4 separate regions of the Homo sapiens genome follow, and regions 1, 2 and 3 are each linked to region 4. The links are chromatin contacts, found by Hi-C or POLR2A ChIA-PET in ENCODE. All regions are on one chromosome and are shown on one strand. The core of a region is the stretch at or near the end of the contact, and the rest is flanking DNA. Distances in the headings are between cores, read along the strand shown. Region 1 holds the start of C1orf159 (chromosome 1 open reading frame 159). Region 2 overlaps LOC124903820 (a long non-coding RNA gene). Region 3 holds the start of AURKAIP1 (aurora kinase A interacting protein 1). Region 4 holds the start of TMEM52 (transmembrane protein 52).

What was found. A loop is a pair of places that touch in the nucleus more often than their neighbours do. ChIA-PET counts read pairs that join two places held with the same protein, here RNA polymerase II (POLR2A). Pooled maps may share reads with other maps.
Region 1: a map of naive thymus-derived CD4-positive, alpha-beta T cell shows a loop between it and region 4 (9-fold over the local background). The contact joins the promoter of C1orf159 here to the promoter of TMEM52 in region 4. A Hi-C loop is called at or near these places in 1 of 168 maps with a recorded cell type or tissue (naive thymus-derived CD4-positive, alpha-beta T cell), 1 of 37 single-sample maps with no recorded cell type and 10 of 50 pooled maps. POLR2A ChIA-PET finds 5 or more read pairs at or near these places in 1 of 52 experiments (AG04450).
Region 2: a loop to region 4 is called in a map with no recorded cell type, with 7 times the contacts of the local background. The contact joins the enhancer-like site here to the promoter of TMEM52 in region 4. A Hi-C loop is called at or near these places in 1 of 37 single-sample maps with no recorded cell type and 5 of 50 pooled maps. POLR2A ChIA-PET finds 5 or more read pairs at or near these places in 1 of 52 experiments (GM10248).
Region 3: a pooled map shows a loop between it and region 4 (6-fold over the local background). The contact joins the promoter of AURKAIP1 here to the promoter of TMEM52 in region 4. A Hi-C loop is called at or near these places in 1 of 168 maps with a recorded cell type or tissue (K562), 1 of 37 single-sample maps with no recorded cell type and 8 of 50 pooled maps. POLR2A ChIA-PET finds 5 or more read pairs at or near these places in 5 of 52 experiments (B cell, BJ, WTC11 and 2 more).

The regions. Positions count from the first base shown.
Region 1 is chr1:1,114,678-1,117,377 of GRCh38, reverse strand. C1orf159 (chromosome 1 open reading frame 159) reads left to right here and starts at 1,289. Exons shown (of 10, transcript NM_017891.5): 1 at 1,289-1,318. RefSeq lists silencers at 619-668, 709-828, 999-1,598.
Region 2 is chr1:1,152,634-1,155,333 of GRCh38, reverse strand. All of the region lies in intron 1 of LOC124903820 (a long non-coding RNA gene), which reads right to left. Among named protein-coding and RNA genes, the nearest start is that of MIR200BHG, 8.9 kb to the left of the region's middle. Within about 2 kb of position 1,318, at least 2 of the 41 ENCODE cell types and tissues checked have a DNase peak (open chromatin) inside an H3K27ac peak, as active enhancers do.
Region 3 is chr1:1,373,928-1,376,627 of GRCh38, reverse strand. It overlaps AURKAIP1 (aurora kinase A interacting protein 1), which reads left to right and starts at 1,421. Exons shown (of 4, transcript NM_017900.3): 1 at 1,421-1,474; 2 at 1,838-1,923; 3 at 2,183-2,628. The coding sequence starts at 1,872. RefSeq lists silencers at 1,431-1,610, 1,631-1,680 and an enhancer at 730-1,635.
Region 4 is chr1:1,917,971-1,920,670 of GRCh38, reverse strand. It overlaps TMEM52 (transmembrane protein 52), which reads left to right and starts at 1,392. Exons shown (of 5, transcript NM_178545.4): 1 at 1,392-1,489; 2 at 1,583-1,626; 3 at 1,737-1,778; 4 at 2,240-2,418; 5 at 2,509-2,700. The coding sequence starts at 1,406. RefSeq lists enhancers at 28-620, 621-1,214, 1,274-2,075 and a silencer at 1,156-1,795.

The DNA.
Region 1 (2,700 bases), core at 40-2,539, 800 kb after region 4:
TCCCCAATACTGTTTACAAAACATCCTCACGCTGTTAAGATGGGGGCTTTATTTCCATTGAAATCTCTGGCATTTAAACTTGGGATGGAACCCGGAGGCGGCGTCCATCAAGGAGGAACAACCCCAAGGCGCATGCAGGACGGGCCTGGGAGCTCCCGGGAGCAAGGGAGCTGGGGGGTCTGGGGGCCTGGGAGGTTGGGGGGTCTGGGGGGTTGGGGGGTCTGAGGGGTTGGGGGTATATGGGGGGTTGGGGGATCTGGGGGTTTTGGGGGGTCTGAGGGGTTGGAAGGGTCTGCGGAGGTTGGGGGGGGCCGCGACACCTGCAGCGCCCCCCCACCCTGCGCGCTGGCCCAGCTAGGAGAGGGCCCGGGGACACCGACAGGATTGAAGCCTTTGATGAGCGGACGGACGTCCCCAGTTCCTTCGGGGAGCTCCTTTAAACATGTTTGCCGAAAGCTGCGGGCGCCGCGGGACGCACAGAGCTGTCTTTTCTCCGAGGGTGGCTCAGAGGCAGAGCCCCGGAAAAACCCACGCGCCCGGCCTGTGGGGCAGCGACGCCGCCCAGACCCCGGGGCCGCCGAGACTCACGGGGGAGCGTCCTGAGACCGCAGAGCCCTGACCCGTCCGAGAGGCGAAGCCCCGGGAGCCCTCTGGGTCCGAGCCGTCCCAGTCCCGCACCCAAGGCAGGGTCTCTCCCGCCGCGCTCCGACACCGGCCGCCGAGGTCCCAGCACTGGCGCCGGCCGCGGACCTGGGGCGCATTTGGCGGCGGCTCGCGAGGCGCTCGGGGCGCTCCGTGGGTCTGGAGGGCGCTGGCCCCGCGCGCCCGCGGCCAAACCTGGTGCAGCCGCGCCGCCTTCTCCGATGAAGCCGAAGCCGCCCCGGCCGCCCCCAAACGCTCCGCCTCCGCCTCCGCCTAAACCGGCGGAACGCTAAGGACGCCGACGCTTGTGCGGTCGCCCGGGAGACCCCGACGACGCCCCGCCCCGTCTCCCGGCAACGCCAAGCAGCCGGCGCGCGAGGAATCCGGGGGAATGTAGTCCCTCCGTGTCAGGGACCCGAGACATGCGCTGGTTCTTCTAGGACTACATTTCCCAGGGCGCTTCGCGCCCCGCCCCGGCGCCCCACCCACGGCCGCGCGCGATGGTACCACCAGGCGAGGGCGGCTCTCGCGCGGGCCGCCGGGAGTTGTAGTTTTCTTTGGGAGCTGCGGGGCCTGGCGCCGGGGCCGGGGCGGAAGAAAGACTACAAGTCCCAGGGGGCGCGGCGCCACCGCCTGAGGGCGGGGTGTACGAAAGAGAAACCCGGAGGGCGCCGGGGTGAGTGAGGGGCTGGGGGCAGGCGTGAGGGTAGCGGGTTGGGGCGCTGGGGTCCGTCTGGGCGGCCGGGTCGGCGCAGGGAGTGCGAGAGGCAGACAAAGGTCGGCGGCCCTGGCCCGGCCCGAGGGACGTTCCCTGCGCGTCCCCCATTGTGCGGCGCGCGGAGGAGCCGCCAGCGCCTGGGCCCGCGTCCTCGTCGCCGCCTCCCAACGAGCCTGGCCGCGGTCCTATGGGGGAAAGGCGCCCGGGCTGAGCGGGACGCCTGGGGAGGGGAAGGGGCGTCTGAGGAGGGCAGGGGGACCCCGGGGAGGGGTGGGGAGGGGGTCCCTAAGGAGGGGAGGGGGTTCCCGGAGCGGGGAGGGGGGGTCCCTGGGGAGGGGAAAGGTTCCCGGGGCAGGGAAGGGGGTCCCTGGGGAGGGGAGGGGGTCCCTGGGGAGGGAGGGGGGTCCCTGGGGAGGGGAAGGGTTCCCGGGGCAGGGAAGGGGGTCCCTGGGGAGGGGAGGGGGTCTCTGGGGGAGAGGGGGCACCTGGGGAGGGGAGGGGGTTCTCGGGGCAGGGAGGGGGTCCCTGGGGAGGGGATGGGACGGGCGCCCGGGGGAAGAAAGGGGGCGCGTTCGCCTCGCCTTCCCGGCAGCCGGGAGTGGGGGCACCGGCGCGGTCCCCGGTGTCCTAGAAGTCGGCCACGATTCAGGTCTTTTTCCCGCGAGGCTTTAGGATTTGTTTTTGTCCGTTTGTCACCTGGAGTAGCCGAGGGCTAGTCGGGGTGCAGTTTTTCGGGAGCGCGTGTTCCGGTGGCAGCGAGTCGATGATTGAGTTTGGGTGTAATTTAAGCCCAGGTGTTCGGGGGCATTTCTTACCGCGTTTCAAAGCAAACGCGGCTTCTTCCCCGGGAACTATTTTGTGGCTGAATTCTTAGCCGCCTCGTCCTGTTAAATTTCAGGATGTCAAACTTGGCCTCCTTTTTTTGGTTTTCATTTTTCTTAGTATTACCAGGGTGTGCAGAGAAGGCAGAGCTGCGTCTTCCTCTTTTATTTTTCCGTAAGTTACTGGGGTACAGGTGGTGTTTGGTTACTTGGTTACATGGGTAAGCTCTTTAGTGGTGATTTGTGAGATTTTGGTGCTCCCATCACCCGAGCAGTACGCACTGCACCCTATTTGTAGCTTTTTATCCTTGTCCCCCTCCCACCCTTCCCTCCGAGTCCCCAAAGTCCAGTGTATCGTTCTTAGGCGTCTTCCTGTTTCCTGATGGCTTAACCTGGGAAACCCTCGCAGAGGGAGCCGGTTTTGAGCCCCAGGGTAGGGGCGGCCGCCTGGGATGTTCAGTGATGCGCCTGATTACTCAGGTTTATGTTCCCCGTTTGCATTCAGCCAGGATCCGTCAT
Region 2 (2,700 bases), core at 69-2,568, 770 kb after region 4:
AAGACGTTTTATATTTGCAGAGAACTTTAGCTTATAAAAATTATGTAGTAGATTTAAAAAGACAATGAGCTTTTAGAAATGAAAATATAACCACAATTTAAAACTCAATGGATAGGCTTAACAGAAGATTTAAAATTGCTGAAAAGAAAACTGGGGTCTGGACGCGTTGGCTCATGCCTGTAATCCCAGCACTTTGGGAGGCCGAGGCGGGAGAATCACCTGAGGTCAGGAGTTTGAGACCATCCTGGCCAACATGGTGAAACCTTGTCTCTACTAAAAATGCAAAAATTAGCCAGGTGTGGTGGCAGGCACCTGTAATCCCAGCTTCTCAGGAGGCTGAGGCAGAAGAATCACTTGGACCCAGGAGGCGGAGGTTGCAGTGAGCCGAGATTGCACCGCTGCACTCCAACCTGGGTGACAGAGCCAGACTCTGTCAAAAAAAAAGAAAAAGAAGGTAGGAAGGAAGCAAAAGAAAATTGGGGAACTGGAAGACAGGTAAGTGTAAATTATCCAGAATGAAGGCTAGAGATTTTTTTTTTTTTTTCGAGATGGAGTTTCACTCTTGTTGCCCAGGCTGGAGTGCAATGGCACAATCTTGGCTCACTGCAACCTCTGCCTCCGGGGTTCAAGCAATTCTCCTGCCTCAGCCTCCCAAGTAGCTGGGATTACAGGCATGCGCCACCACGCCTGGCTAATTTTGTATGTTTAGTAGAGACGGGGTTCCTCCATGTTGATCAGGCTGGTCTCAAACTCCCAACCTCAGGTGATCCATGCACCTCATGCTCCCAAAGTGCTGGGATTATAGGCCTGAGCCACCATGCCTGGCTGGCTAGAGATATTTTTAAAAGACAATATGGATAAGGGTGGGAGGGTGAAATACATATATAAAATATAGAGACTTGGAAGAAGAGAGAATGGGAGAAATTAATATTTGAAGAGATACTATCTGAGAATTTTCCAGAACTGTTAAAAGACATCCAAACACAGATTCAAGAAGCCCCATGAATCTTAAGCCGGATAAATACACAGAAATCCCCAGCTTGCCGCCCACGTGAGCCATCCTGAAAGCCAACAATGAAGAGTTGAAAACAGCCAGGGAAGAGTGAGACAGGTTCACTTCCAAAGACCAGTGGTGGGACTGGTGGCAGACATGCCCACAGCATGATGGAGACAGAAGACAGTGGAACAGCTGCTTTACAATATGCACTGGCCAGAAAGCAAAACAAACAACAACCAGAAGAGAGCTGAGAACATTTGCCACCAGTAAACGTTTGCTAAGAGAATGTGCAAAGCACACACAGCCACGGGACGGTTCCAGGCAGAAGGTCTGCTGTGTGAAAAGTGATGAAATCCCAGTTGATTTTGGCTTTGCACAGCAATAATACTAACAATGAATTGCGGCATTTTTCAATATCTGGAATTAAAATGCAATTGTTTGCTGGGTGCCATGGTTCACATCTGTAACCCCAGCACTGGGAGGCCAAGACTGGGGGATGAGTTGGAAACCTGCCTGGGCAACATGGTGAAACCCTGTGTCTACAAAAAATACAAAAAATTAGCTGGGCATGGGAGTGCGCAATGGAGTCCCAGCACTTGGGAGGATGAGGCGGGAGGATCCCCTGAGCCCAGGAGGGTGACAGAGTGAGACCCTGTCTCAAAAATAAAAAAATAAAATGCAATTGTTTACAGTCCCACTAGTGGAGAAACCTGATGGGCACAGCCTCAGCTGGGTGATGGAGGGGAGTGTTGACAGAGCTGGGTCGTGTGGAGAGCCTGGGTCCCTGAGAGGATGATAGAGCCGGGTCATGTGGAGAGCGTGGATCCCTGATGGGATGATAGAGCTGGGTCATGTGGAGAGCCTGGATCCCCAATGGGATGATAGAGCTGGGTCGTGTGGAGAACGCGGAACCCTGATGGGATGATAGAGCTGGGTCATATGGAGAGCCTGGGTCCCCGATGGGATGATAGAGCTGGGTCGTGTGGAGAGCCTGGATCCCTGACGGGATGATAGAACTGGGTCGTATGGAGAGCCTGGGTCCCCGGTGGGATGATAGAGCTGGGTCGTGTGGAGAGCCTGGATCCCCGATGGGATGATAGAGCTGGGTCGTGTGGAGAGCCTGGGTCCCTGAGAGGATGATAGAGCTGGGTCGTGTGGAGAGCGTGGATCCCTGATGGGATGATAGAACTGGGTCGTGTGGAGAGCCTGGGTCCCTGAGAGGATAATAGAGCCAGGTCATGTGGAGAGCGTGGATCCCCAATGGGATGATAGAGCTGGGTCGTGTGGAGAGCCTGGATCCCCAATGGGATGATAGAGCTGGGTCATGTGGAGAGCCTGAGTCCCTGAGAGGATGATAGAGCTGGGTCATGTGGAGAGCCTGGGTCCCTGAGAGGATGATAGAGCTGGGTCGTATGGAGAGCCTGGATCCCCGATGGGATGATAGAGCTGGGTCATGTGGAGAGCCTGGGTCCCTGAGAGGATGATAGAACTGGGTCGTGTGGAGAGCCTGGATCCCTGACGGGATGATAGAACTGGGTCGTGTGGAGAGCCTGGGTCCCCGATGGGATGATAGAGCCGGGTCATGTGGAGAGCATGGATCCCCAATGGGATGATAGAGCTGGGTCGTATGGAGAGCCTGGGTCCCTGAGAGGATGATAGAGCTGGGTCGTGTGGAAAGCCTGGATCCCCGATGGGATGATAGA
Region 3 (2,700 bases), core at 172-2,671, 540 kb after region 4:
ATGGATTCTTTGCATCTCCCTGGACCCCAGCCGGGTGAAGACAAACACAGGGGCACCAAGGTGAGGGCTGCTCTGGAGGCACCAGTCTGCTCATTTACGGCCAAATCCACTAGGGGAAGCTGTGCAGCAGGGGTGAAGGGCGGGCCCGCAAATAACGTTCGTAAACCTTCCTGCTTGGAGTCCCAAGTAGCCCCTCTGAGGGGTAACGTAGAGTCATCTGGGGACCTCAGTTGTAGAGGTGGGCCTGGAGCCTGAACTTTATGTCCTCACACTGGCCTATCCTACCTGTCACTCACTGCTTAGCCAGGCTGGGCCCGGCAGATGACCTGGCCTTTCCACTTCCTGCTAAGCGTCCCTGGAAGACCCTCCTGCAAGGCAAGTCTCCGAGCAGGCCCAGCAGGCTCTGCTCCACACCCCTCTCCCACCAGGCGCCCCTGCAAGTCCATGCTGGGGTCTCTATATTAGCCAACCTCACGGAGGTCAAAGGGGCCTGTCTGGAGTAGAAAGGTGAAGCTACACGTTGGCAGCGCCTACTCTGGGGAGCATCATTAGGGGCTCAGCCAAACCCAATCCACCAGAGAGGCTGCTTTTAGTTCTCAGACAAAAAGTGTGAGTCTGATTTTTATTTTATTTATTTATTTATTTTTTTGAGACAGGATCTATGTCACCCAGACTGGAGTGCAGTGGTGCGATCTCGGCTCACCGCAACCTCTGCCTCCTGGGCGCAAGCGATTCTCTTGCCTCAGCCTCCCGAGTAGCTGGGATTACAGGCGCCTGCCACCACGCTAGGCTAATTTTTGTAGTTTTAGTAGAGACGGGGTTTCACCATGTTGGCCATGCTGGTCTCGAACTCCTGACCTCAGGTGATCCACCAGCCTCGGCCTCCCAAAGTGCTGGGATTACAGGCCTGAGCCACCGCGCCCAGCCTGCGTCTTATTTTTTTTTTTTTAACCCCAGGAATGAGGAGTCGGGGAGGCCCGGTACCGCAGGCTCAGTGCTTATTCCGGGTCCTTGGTCTCTAGCAAAAACGGGGGAAATAGCTCTAGACGCTTCCGCCTTCCACGTAACTCCACTTCCGTTGCCAGATACGTCACTTCCGTAGTCTTGAGCCCGCACTTCCGTCGGCCCGTTGGGAATCCGGCCCCTGGGTGGTCCGGAAACGATTCTGGACCTGCGGGTATATCCAGGGCCCGCACCCCCTGGGATTGTGGGAAATGTAGTTTTTTGCCTCCGTAAGGGACCAGGCGGAGCTGAGGAACCGCGCGAGGACTGGGACCGTGATTCCACTAACCGGAAACCGTCGCCTTTCGGGCCCGGCGGGGCCTGAGCCAATGCAGAATCGGGGGCCGCGAGGACGCCAGCGGGCGCTGTGCGTAGGAACCGCCGGGTGGCCGCTGCCGATCGGGGCCGACTTGGGGACGGACCGGAAGTGCCCGAGGGCGGCCGCAGAACGGTCAATTTGAGCCGCGTCGAGGTCGGGCTTGGGAAGGGTCAGCGGGAGGCCTGAGGGCGCCGGGCGCTGCGGCAGGCGGGCCCGGGGTCCAGCCGAGAGGGTCCGGGCGCCAGGCAACGCGATTCGCGCGGGGGTGAACCCGGGGAGGGGGCCGGCCTCCCCGTTCTGGGACCTTTCGGTGCGTCCGAGCGCGACACCGCCCGCGTCGGGGGCTTGGGAGCCTCGGGGCGCGAGCTGTGTTGGAAGCAAAGTCCTCCTTGTGGGTTGGGGTGGCGGAGGGAGAAGGGAAGCGAGGGTCGCGGCGGGACCAGACGCCCCAGTCCCGGCCCGCCCGCGACTACTGAAGGCGCTGCCGCCTGACCTGAACGGGCACTTGTGTTCCAGCTCCCCTGGGACCTGTGGCCGCCGCCCACAGACCATGCTCCTGGGGCGCCTGACTTCCCAGCTGTTGAGGGCCGTTCCTTGGGCAGGTAGGAAGCCGCGCGGGGGCGGATGGGAGGATGCACACCTGGTTAGGAGTGCGGGTCTCAGCAGCTCCGCTGGGGCAGGGCCGGTGGCCACACACACACTCTTTCCCCTCTAAGCTTCCGATGCTCACAGAGGGAACCTCAGGGGTTCAGGCCAGGAATGAGGTGCGGGGGATCCTCGCTGGGACGAACCTGCTGCTCCTCAACCCGACGGGCCTGTGTGGTCTCGCGAGCGGTGACCGTGGCGTCTGGTTTTCTGCAGGCGGCCGCCCGCCTTGGCCCGTCTCTGGAGTGCTGGGCAGCCGGGTCTGCGGGCCCCTTTACAGCACATCGCCGGCCGGCCCAGGTAGGGCGGCCTCTCTCCCTCGCAAGGGGGCCCAGCTGGAGCTGGAGGAGATGCTGGTCCCCAGGAAGATGTCCGTCAGCCCCCTGGAGAGCTGGCTCACGGCCCGCTGCTTCCTGCCCAGACTGGATACCGGGACCGCAGGGACTGTGGCTCCACCGCAATCCTACCAGTGTCCGCCCAGCCAGATAGGGGAAGGGGCCGAGCAGGGGGATGAAGGCGTCGCGGATGCGCCTCAAATTCAGTGCAAAAACGTGCTGAAGATCCGCCGGCGGAAGATGAACCACCACAAGTACCGGAAGCTGGTGAAGAAGACGCGGTTCCTGCGGAGGAAGGTCCAGGAGGGACGCCTGAGACGCAAGCAGGTGAGTGGCCCCCTGCTTGGCCCTGGGAGGGCAAAGTGCTGAGAACACGTTTCTTTGCCACGAATTACTTGG
Region 4 (2,700 bases), core at 143-2,642:
TGGGGGAGCTGGGCAGGCAGGAAGGGCCCTTGAGGACCGTGGCACAGGCCTTGGGAGGTGAAAGGCAACTTCAGGCAGAGCCCAACAGTGGAAGGAGTGATGCAGTGAAGGGGCAGGTATGGGCAGAAGAGCCACGCAGAGGAGGCCCTGCCCTCCAGGGTCACTGCCCTTGTGGTAGGGGTGGGGGACACTGAGCAGCGCCCACATGTGGAACAGTTCTGAGCAAGGGGTGCATGCCCCTCCTGCAGTAAGATGGACCCTGCCCCTTGCTGTGCTGACCACCTCCCTTAGCCTGACCACCAGAGAGACGGTGTGCTGTTGGTCCCACGGGGAGCAGAGGGCACCAAGAGCCTAACAGGGCCCCTGGCCTGGTGGCAGAGGGATAAGGGTCTGGGGTCCCCCTGGAAGAAATGGCCCCAGGCCTGCCCCTGCACAGGGAGCAGCAGACATTGCAGGCTGAGGGAAGGGCACTGGGCTCCCTGTGGCCCTCGGGAATGGAGGTCACATTCCCCAGGTGGGGCATGGCCCCCAAGGCCAAGTGCTTTGGGAAAGTGGTCTGCACCCAGCGCCTCAACAGCCCAGAGCCAGGGCCAGGCTCCAGCCCCCTGGGCCAGCCCCCAGACAGCGCCTGCAGCGCAGGTCCACAATCAAGTGTCCAAACACCAAGTTCGGGATGCCCAGCATCTTGGTGGCGTTACCCTACAGTCCACCTGGAGCCCGCCTGCGAGACTGGACCCGAGGGACCACACCCAAGGCAGCCACGACTTTCCAGGCCAGCTCCCGAGGGTCCCCGGGCCACGCCCAGACCAGCAGCAGAGCAGGCCACGCTCGGCCGAGGTTAAGGCGCCGTGCCCGGGCTGAGGACGAGACCCACCGTCGCCTCACGAGTCTGGGCCAGGTGGAGCTGCGGGGTAGGGCTTGTGGCGGACAAGCCCTCTGAACACGTTGGGCGTGGCCCAGTGGGAGGGGATTGCGCTGAGCGGGGTATGGTGGGCGAGGCTTACGTTGGGCATGGGGCCAGTGGGCGGGGTTTGCATTGAGTGGAGGCCCAGCGAATGGGGGCGTCTCGTGGGCGAGGGCTCCTGTGGGCGGGGCCTGCGGCGAACAAGGCTTGCACTGGGCGGGGCCCAGTGGGCGGGGTTTATGCTGCGTGAGGCGTCCTGTGGGCGAGGCCTGCGACGAACGCGGTTTGCTCTGGGCGGTGCCCGGAGGGCGGGGTTTACCCTGCGTGGGGCGTCCAGTAGGCGTGTGCGCCTGTGGGCGGGGCCTGCGGCCAGCGGGGCCCGGTGGGCGGGGTTTACTCTGAGCGGGCGTTCTGTGGGCGTGTCATGTGGTGGGTGTGTCCTGTGGTGGGCGGGGCCCCATAAAGCCGCGCCGCCGGGCTTTGCTCCAACCTCCTCAGAGCATGGCCCGGGGGCCGCTGGCCGCCCGCGGACTGCGGCTGCTGCTGCCGCTCCTGCCGCTCCTGCCGCTCCTGCCGCTGCCGCAGGTGGGTCGGGCGGCGTTCTCTCTCGGTTCGGCCACCGCGGGGCGGGTCCCTGCTCGGACCACGCCCCTCCCGGGCTCACCCTTGTCCCCACAGGTGGCGCTGGGCTTCGCGGACGGCAGCTGCGACCCCTCGGACCAGTAAGTCGGGGGGGAGGGAGCCGGGGCCTGGCCCCGCCCTATGGGGAGGCACGGGTGGCGAGGTCGGCCGTCCCATGCCCCGCCTGCTCCAGGTGCCGCCGTCCCCACAGGTGCCCGCCCCAGGCCCGCTGGAGCAGCCTGTGGCACGTGGGGTAAGTGGAGGCCGCGGCGGAGCCGTGCGTCCGACGGTTCTGGGGCGGGGGTCACCGGGGCCAGGCCCGCCAGGCCCTTACCTCACCAGGCCGCCTCCGCTGTCGCCCAGTCCCGGCCGCTGGCGGGAACTGACCTGGAGCAAGCAGGACCTTCCCTCCCACCTCTCCCGCCTGGCCTCCGCGGGAGTCCCCTACGATCCCGCTCAGCAGTGGGGCACTCGCTGAGGACAGCGAGTCCTGGGAGTGAGCCCAAGGCCACCCCTGGCCAGCCCAGGAGAGATAGCCAGGGCAGGCCCAGCAGCCCGAGGCCAGGCTCTGGCCACGGCGGTCTCCGACATGGAGAGACATTGTCTGCTTTTTATCCTGTTAACCTGTCTTCGGTGGTTGTGCCACGACATTCCCCAGGGTGCAGGTGCCCGGTGGCCGAGGGTCAGTCCAGTGGTAGAGCCTTGCTCTCCTAGGCTCATCCTGCTGGCGGTCCTCCTGCTTCTGCTGTGTGGTGTCACAGCTGGTTGTGTCCGGTTCTGCTGCCTCCGGAAGCAGGCACAGGCCCAGCCACATCTGCCACCAGCACGGCAGCCCTGCGACGTGGCAGTCATCCCTATGGACAGTGACAGCCCTGTACACAGCACTGTGACCTGTGAGTGCCTAGGGGCCCGCCAGTTGAGGGTGGAGATGGCGGGGGTAAATGCCAAGCCCGCCTCCACGAACCCACTCTGGTTCCCTGCAGCCTACAGCTCCGTGCAGTACCCACTGGGCATGCGGTTGCCCCTGCCCTTTGGGGAGCTGGACCTGGACTCCATGGCTCCTCCTGCCTACAGCCTGTACACCCCGGAGCCTCCACCCTCCTACGATGAAGCTGTCAAGATGGCCAAGCCCAGAGAGGAAGGACCAGCACTCTCCCAGAAACCCAGCCCTCTCC